Regions from separate parts of the Homo sapiens genome. Here region 2 is linked to region 1. The links are chromatin contacts, found by Hi-C in ENCODE. All regions are on one chromosome and are shown on one strand. Each heading gives the region's core, a stretch centred on a gene start or an enhancer-like site at or near the end of the contact. The rest is flanking DNA. Distances are from core to core; before and after follow the strand shown.

Evidence for each region. A loop is a pair of places that touch in the nucleus more often than their neighbours do. Pooled maps may share reads with other maps.
Region 2: a loop to region 1 is called in a map with no recorded cell type, with 17 times the contacts of the local background. The contact joins the promoter of TACSTD2 here to the enhancer-like site in region 1. A Hi-C loop is called at or near these places in 8 of 37 single-sample maps with no recorded cell type and 5 of 50 pooled maps.

What each region holds. Positions count from the first base shown.
Region 1 is chr1:56,523,448-56,527,762 of GRCh38, reverse strand. It overlaps PLPP3 (phospholipid phosphatase 3), which reads left to right. Exons shown (of 6, transcript NM_003713.5): 3 at 3,209-3,486; 4 at 3,883-3,940. Among named protein-coding and RNA genes, the nearest start is that of PLPP3, 54 kb to the left of the region's middle. RefSeq lists an enhancer at 1,753-2,032. Within about 2 kb of position 2,127, at least 7 of the 41 ENCODE cell types and tissues checked have a DNase peak (open chromatin) inside an H3K27ac peak, as active enhancers do.
Region 2 is chr1:58,575,231-58,579,545 of GRCh38, reverse strand. TACSTD2 (tumor associated calcium signal transducer 2) reads left to right here and starts at 2,294. Exons shown (of 1, transcript NM_002353.3): 1 at 2,294-4,113. The coding sequence starts at 2,390. The coding sequence ends at 3,361. RefSeq lists enhancers at 2,136-2,830, 2,831-3,526.

The DNA.
Region 1 (4,315 bases), core at 878-3,377:
TTACAAGAAGCCAAGTCCGCCTGGTTCATAATGATGATTTATGGCTGTGTTGTCGACTCCCTGACCCTTCTGTACAAGGGGATAGAGAAAATACATAATTTGTTGCTCATTCACTCTAAAATCTGTCAAGGCTGCCCCAGAAGCCATGTGGTCCTGGAGTCATGTGTCTGCTAAATGGCTTCAGCCTGGCCCTCTCCTTAAAAATCTGCAATTGCTCTTCTGCAGTGGAAATTGGTTTTAATAACAATAGAAATGATAAAATTATCTCAGTGTAGTCTGCTGTGGGTCTTTGAGCTTAAGAGTCAGAATACCTGGGCTCTACTCTTAACTCTGTCACTTACTGGCCTCAAATCCTTCAGAAAAGTCACTGTCTCCCAGAGCCTTAGTATCTCCATCTGTAGAATGGAATATCTTCTTCACAGAGAAGATTCAATGAAACTACAGTACAAAATAAATGTAAGAGATGGCTGCTGTTAACATTATTATTAGGAATTTGAGGTACTGCAAAATGTTCTTTTCATCTCCTTGTTTTCCCTTGAGTGAAGGAAACATTTTACTTTGCAATTTACTATCTTAAGACTGTGACACTAAAAATGGAAGTTTTAGAGATGGGACATTAGAGCTGAAAAGAATCCCTGAATTGTAATCAAACCCCGTCTCCCTAAAGTAACTGGAGCAGAAAGGTGACTCATCTGAGATTAATCAGTAAATTCATAAAAGAGATGCTAATTTGCATTGGAAACTCACATGTTCTTTCTCAGCATCAAACAGGAAATCGTGTTGACTGATCCTCAGGCCACACCTGCTTAGAAACAGTTCCTTAATCTGTAGCAGTGTCTGGTTCAGGGAACCAGAGAGCAATCTGAGGTCAGGGATTTTATCTGGGGCCTTGGTTCTGCTCCCTGCTTCTGGTGTCATCTCTGAGCAAGTAACTTTCCTCTGCCATTGCTTATTACCTGTGCTTGGTTGGCAGGCTAGTGGTGGATGGTGGACGTAGCCCAGGAAAGTTGAGAATAAATGTCATTGCAGTTATGAAGTCATAAATCAGAGTCTAGCACCCTCGTTTTGCAAATGCAGAAACCAATTTATCCCAAATTCACTAAACAAGTAGGGACTTGAACCTCGGCTACTTGACTCCTAGTTCAGTGCTCTTCCTCCTGCATAAAAAATCTCATATGACTTATAAATAAGGAAGAATAAAAAAGATTAAGAGAACATGATTGTGGTAATAAACATCTGGAACTTGTTTGCCTGTGAGGTTACATAGGGTAAATGTATAAACAGGTTCAAAAGGGGAATTAGATCATGAATGGTAGGAAAGAATGCTGGGCAGGGAGTCAGTGCACCTGGGTTTAATCTTTAGATGGGAGCTAATTTGGACCTAAGTTTCTTCTAAATATAATGGTCCCTTTCATTAATGACTTGCCATGCTTCCTGGAGTTTAATCTCTGCAACGTGTTATCAAAGCATTCTTGGTAATGTTGAGGGGATACTTCCAATTTTGTAATAAGGCAACTCTGAGGACTACCGTCCTGCTCCCTTTCCTTCATTTGTTCCTTCAACTGATAGTCTTTGAGCATCTATGCAGGGTCCCATACTAGTTTTGCTCTCTCAGGAAACGGCTATGCCAAGATGCTGGCTAGAGTGGCCTTTGCCTATGTTCCTCTAATACAGAATTGTACTCAATATGTTCTGGGAAAACAAAATGTAGCTCTTATATATAAAGCATTTATGAACACAGAGTCACTGTGTCAATGTTGGCAGTGATAATAGCTGTTCTCACTGCTGCACCTGTTTGTCCCTGGGCCCAGCTGGTGTTTCCTTCCTACGTGGTCGTCCTCCCCCAGACTTTGGAGCCCTTGAGGACCTTGATCAGACCTCATGCCTTGATGCTTTCCTCCACTGTAAAAGAATATTGGGAGCCTTTGCAAAGGAGTGTCCGGATATGCCAGACTATTGCTTCCCTTGTGGCTGTGCACATGCTCTCTTCCCTCTGAAAGGGCAAGTGTAACTCATCATCCTGCCCTGGGAGGAAGTGTGAAGGGACTTTTGTGGTGAGTGATGAGTTGACCATCACTGTCTCTGGGCTGTGGTTACAAGCAGGAAGTGGCCATGGCTGGGCTGTGGAGTTAAGACAAAGGCAGCAGGGTGTGTGGTTGTGCACATCATAGGCATTTACCTTACAGAACATCAGCTGTCCCCCATCCTTAATGTAAATGATGTCACTATATCTATCTTGAGCATCAGGATTTCGTGACATAAAGAATATAAAAGCAATGTCTGGTATATAATAGGTAATCAGTAATTGGTGGATTATTTTCAGTAGTGATAAATCTCCTCTAAGCATCATATCATAGATACAGTATGAAAATCAAGAAAGATTTGAGAAGGATCGTCAGGCTCAGAGAAGACAGCACAGGCTGACTGGAGGAAATTCACAAACACTGAAGGGCATCGTACTACAAGTTTCTTAGTTGTTAGACTGGTATTCTATTCATCACACTCTGCTTCTAAAAAGTAAAAGCATCACTTTCTGTGATCCAGGTCATTTCCCATTCATGTTATCCTATTTGAACCAACAACTGCAAAGGTGAGCAGCCTCCTTTTATGGAGCAGAAGGCCAAAGCTTGGAGGATGTAGATTATTGCTGAAGGATACCAGATTGGTGGCAGAGTCTGAATTCCCCAGGACTTAACCATGGTGTGTCCAGCTCTTCTTACAGAAACTCTCACCATGGCCAATGTCAGCACAAGGCTGAGGCCCTTACTAGAGTCAGGTCATTGTTGGTGATCCTTTACCCCAAATCTCAGAATCTCGAGATTTGCTCAGACCCTGTGACATCATAGCTACCCTTTACCTTGTCGTTGATTCTTCATTTAGTATTTCTTTTCTATAGTTAAGTTCTTGTCTCTCCCTTAAAAAAAAAGATACACACACACACACACACACACACACATACACATATATACATATAAATATATTTGGTTGTATATTTTTGTTGTTACAAAGGGGCTTAAAACACCCAACTATATTAGCGCTTTGATCTTTTCTTCTGTGCATATTTGTGTCTGTATATTTCATAAATAGAAAATTAGGACACTCCTTTGCAAATACTGAATATTCTCCTGTGTTGTTGAATATCCGTTACGGCATCAGTGTTGATGATGAATCTTGATACTGCCTAATTCCCCTGTTGGATTCCTTTTAGATCATCACGGGGGAATTCTACCGGATCTATTACCTGAAGAAGTCGCGGTCGACGATTCAGAACCCCTACGTGGCAGCACTCTATAAGCAAGTGGGCTGCTTCCTCTTTGGCTGTGCCATCAGCCAGTCTTTCACAGACATTGCCAAAGTGTCCATAGGGCGCCTGCGTCCTCACTTCTTGAGTGTCTGCAACCCTGATTTCAGCCAGATCAACTGCTCTGAAGGCTACATTCAGAACTACAGATGCAGAGGTGATGACAGCAAAGTCCAGGAAGCCAGGTGAGACACCACCTCCGCATGGCCAGAGCCTGGACCCCTTTCATACAGTGCAGTTCAGTGAGCACTTACTAGCTGGGCCCTGGTTTAGATGGGTGAATAAGGCATAGTTCCTATTCTTGAGGAACTCACAGTCAGATGATTGAGACAGATATGTAAATCAATACTTCCGATATAGCATGGGTAGGTACATTCATTCATTCATTCTTTTGTTTATTCATGAATTCATAGGTGCCTGCTATGTTCCAGGCATGGGTCCAAAGCACTACCAAGGATGCAAAAATGAACAGGGCCTAGTGCCTGCTCTCAAGGTTACAGTCTAGGGAGGGAAGACAGACAGACAAGTGTGTATCAGGGATGTGAATACGGCCCTTTCATGGCCCTCTCTTGCTCTTGCAGGAAGTCCTTCTTCTCTGGCCATGCCTCCTTCTCCATGTACACTATGCTGTATTTGGTGGTAAGTACCCACCCTTTGATTTGAGCAGTGCTCAGTTCCAGCTTCGATCCCTTCTGATATGATAGCCCTCAAAATAGTTTAGGGGCATGCCATCACTGTGAAATCCTTGAAAAAGAGGTTAGCTAGAAAAGTTAGGTTTAATTCTGAGCGCTGCCACTGCCTTAGCAGAAGTTATTTTACTTTCTAGTTTTTTCCCCCATTTTTCAAATAAAAATAGTATTTGCCATAGCTGCTTGATAAGCATTGTGGACACATTTTGGAATTTTAAAGTGATAAAGACACTTGTATTAGGTTGGTGCAAGAGTAATTGAGGTTTTTGCCGTTACAAAAACCCCTGGACTACATTACTTAAATGGCAAAAACCACTTACTCTTG
Region 2 (4,315 bases), core at 1,045-3,544, 2.1 Mb before region 1:
TCAAAGCAGTTTATCTGCATTAACTATAAAACCTACCTTGTAAGGTAGGTACTTTTATTATCCCCATTTTACAGATGACAAAACTAAGGCACAGAGACGTAGCTTGCCTATAACATCATATAGGAATGATCTTAAGGGCTAATATAAGAAGCATGAATTTTATCTGGAGAGCCGAGAGCACCCCCCTCACTCTACTTAACAGAGAGGAGGTGGGCACAGACTTCTGATTTAGAAAGTCTTCTTGGATGCAGGGTGGACCGAGGTCGGAGAGGGGAAAAGAAACTAGAACCTGACTCAGATATCTGTCCAAGGAAGACCTGAACAGAGACAGTGGGGATAGACAGCAGAGGACTATCCCACAATTCCTCATGTTTGTGGATAAGAAATTGTCCCTCACGCGGATCACGAGGTCAGGAGATCGAGACCACCCTGGCTAACACGGTGAAACCCCGTCTCTACTAAAAATACCAAAAAAATTAGCCGGGCGTGGTGGCAGGCGCTTGTAGTCCCAGCTACTCAGGAGGCTGAAGCAGGAGAATGGCATGAACCCAGGAGGTGGAGCTTGCAGTGAGTTGAGATCATGCCACTGCACTCCAGCCTGGGTGACAGAGCGAGACTCCGTCTCAAAAAAAAAAAAAAAAAAAAAAAAAAAAAAAAAAATTCGCCGGGCGTGGTGGCTCATGCCTGTAATCCCAGCACTTTGGGAGGCTGAGGTGGGCGGATCACCTGAGGTCAGGAGTTTGAGACCAGCCTGACCAACATGGAGAAACCCTGTCTCTACTAAAAATACAAAAAAAAATTAGCCAGGCTTGATGGCTCATGCCTGTAATCCCAGCTACTCGGGAGGCTGACGCGGGAGACTTGCTTGAACCTGGGCGGCGGAGGTTGTGGTGAGCCGAGATCACGCCATTGCACTCCAGCCTGGGCAACAAGGGCAAAACTCCGTCTCAAAAAAAAAAAAGAAAAAAGAAATTGTCCCTCACATGTCTCTGCTTCCTCTGTCTGTCAAGGCAGAATATATTTCAATCTTCCTGCCTCAGGAATTGCGTGAAAATTAATGGGACAGAGGCCCAGCTGGCTTTCATCTGCTAAACAACACCCTTGCACGACTGGTGGTGCACATTAAATGCTGAACATATAAAATGTGCTTTGATGGAGGACCTGGGAATAATTATAGCTTGCTAATTATTGTTAATTTTACCACAGCTTTGAAACTCTAGACTTTCTCAATGACTCAAAAAGAGATTGCAACCCCTGTATGCCATGAAACTAGCCACACAGTGGCAGACAAGCAATTTCTCACAGGCTCCATTCTTTCATTATTTACATGGTTCAGCTACTTACGTGGGATACAGGAAAAGAAAAGCAACGATTTGCTGTGTTAGAATCAAATTGTACAAAAAACTCTTTACAGTCTTGCTGGCTCTTTAAGAATTTGTTCCTGTTTGTCTCTTTATAGCCAGTGCACAAATAAATATTATGTGCGTGTGTGCCTGTGTGTGTGCGCTTGTGTGAGGTACAGAAAATTAGTGTTTAACAGAACTTTTAACCCTCTGGACACCAGGATACCTGTGTTTTACCCTTGATATGGTGAGTAACAGAACTGCTTCCCTAACTTCCCTTCAGATTCTGTGTCACTTCGTGTCCACAAACACTTTATTTAAGGTCTCATCACTCCTAGGCAGGGTGCCAAAGACCCCTCTCAGAAATATGAGGAAGTTGATAGCAGTGTGACTTCAGGTCTTTAAGCCTCATCAGTACCACCTATAAAACGGGTCTGATAGTCCCTACCTGTCAGGACTGGTGTTAGGATGAGATAATGTTTGTGAACTGTAAACTATATAAACGTGTGCTACTGTGAGAACTGGACAAAGAAGAGAGGGAGTGAGAGAAATTAAGGGAGGGCTGGGGCTGGGAAAGAACGAAAAGGGAGTCGCGTATAGAGGAGAGCGCGACAGTCGCGAGCCACACTTTGCAATGAAACTCTTTAGACTTTCTGCCGGGAGAGCGGCCCAGACGCGCCAGGTCTGTAGCAGGAGGCCGCGCCGAGGGCGGGTCCCCAGAAGCCTACAGGTGAGTATCGGTTCTCCCCTTCCCGGCTTTCGGTCCGGAGGAGGCGGGAGCAGCTTCCCTGTTCTGATCCTATCGCGGGCGGCGCAGGGCCGGCTTGGCCTTCCGTGGGACGGGGAGGGGGGCGGGATGTGTCACCCAAATACCAGTGGGGACGGTCGGTGGTGGAACCAGCCGGGCAGGTCGGGTAGAGTATAAGAGCCGGAGGGAGCGGCCGGGCGGCAGACGCCTGCAGACCATCCCAGACGCCGGAGCCCGAGCCCCGACGAGTCCCCGCGCCTCATCCGCCCGCGTCCGGTCCGCGTTCCTCCGCCCCACCATGGCTCGGGGCCCCGGCCTCGCGCCGCCACCGCTGCGGCTGCCGCTGCTGCTGCTGGTGCTGGCGGCGGTGACCGGCCACACGGCCGCGCAGGACAACTGCACGTGTCCCACCAACAAGATGACCGTGTGCAGCCCCGACGGCCCCGGCGGCCGCTGCCAGTGCCGCGCGCTGGGCTCGGGCATGGCGGTCGACTGCTCCACGCTGACCTCCAAGTGTCTGCTGCTCAAGGCGCGCATGAGCGCCCCCAAGAACGCCCGCACGCTGGTGCGGCCGAGTGAGCACGCGCTCGTGGACAACGATGGCCTCTACGACCCCGACTGCGACCCCGAGGGCCGCTTCAAGGCGCGCCAGTGCAACCAGACGTCGGTGTGCTGGTGCGTGAACTCGGTGGGCGTGCGCCGCACGGACAAGGGCGACCTGAGCCTACGCTGCGATGAGCTGGTGCGCACCCACCACATCCTCATTGACCTGCGCCACCGCCCCACCGCCGGCGCCTTCAACCACTCAGACCTGGACGCCGAGCTGAGGCGGCTCTTCCGCGAGCGCTATCGGCTGCACCCCAAGTTCGTGGCGGCCGTGCACTACGAGCAGCCCACCATCCAGATCGAGCTGCGGCAGAACACGTCTCAGAAGGCCGCCGGTGACGTGGATATCGGCGATGCCGCCTACTACTTCGAGAGGGACATCAAGGGCGAGTCTCTATTCCAGGGCCGCGGCGGCCTGGACTTGCGCGTGCGCGGAGAACCCCTGCAGGTGGAGCGCACGCTCATCTATTACCTGGACGAGATTCCCCCGAAGTTCTCCATGAAGCGCCTCACCGCCGGCCTCATCGCCGTCATCGTGGTGGTCGTGGTGGCCCTCGTCGCCGGCATGGCCGTCCTGGTGATCACCAACCGGAGAAAGTCGGGGAAGTACAAGAAGGTGGAGATCAAGGAACTGGGGGAGTTGAGAAAGGAACCGAGCTTGTAGGTACCCGGCGGGGCAGGGGATGGGGTGGGGTACCGGATTTCGGTATCGTCCCAGACCCAAGTGAGTCACGCTTCCTGATTCCTCGGCGCAAAGGAGACGTTTATCCTTTCAAATTCCTGCCTTCCCCCTCCCTTTTGCGCACACACCAGGTTTAATAGATCCTGGCCTCAGGGTCTCCTTTCTTTCTCACTTCTGTCTTGAAGGAAGCATTTCTAAAATGTATCCCCTTTCGGTCCAACAACAGGAAACCTGACTGGGGCAGTGAAGGAAGGGATGGCATAGCGTTATGTGTAAAAAACAAGTATCTGTATGACAACCCGGGATCGTTTGCAAGTAACTGAATCCATTGCGACATTGTGAAGGCTTAAATGAGTTTAGATGGGAAATAGCGTTGTTATCGCCTTGGGTTTAAATTATTTGATGAGTTCCACTTGTATCATGGCCTACCCGAGGAGAAGAGGAGTTTGTTAACTGGGCCTATGTAGTAGCCTCATTTACCATCGTTTGTATTACTGACCACATATGCTTGTCACTGGGAAAGAAGCCTGTTTCAGCTGCCTGAACGCAGTTTGGATGTCTTTGAGGACAGACATTGCCCGGAAACTCAGTCTATTTATTCTTCAGCTTGCCCTTACTGCCACTGATATTGGTAATGTTCTTTTTTGTAAAATGTTTGTACATATGTTGTCTTTGATAATGTTGCTGTAATTTTTTAAAATAAAACACGAATTTAATAAAATATGGGAAAGGCACAAACCAGAAGTCGGCATTTGTGAAAAGTCCCTCCAGATTTCTATCACATTGGTCTCTAATTTCCCAAGACTTGTATTTTTTTTTTATTTCAAATTATAACACTTTTTTTTCCCCCAGAAGTGGGTGTTTCATGTTGCTACTCTGGTGTGTCCTAAGATATCCTAACTGGCCAGTGTAAATGCTATTCTTTCTAAATAAGAT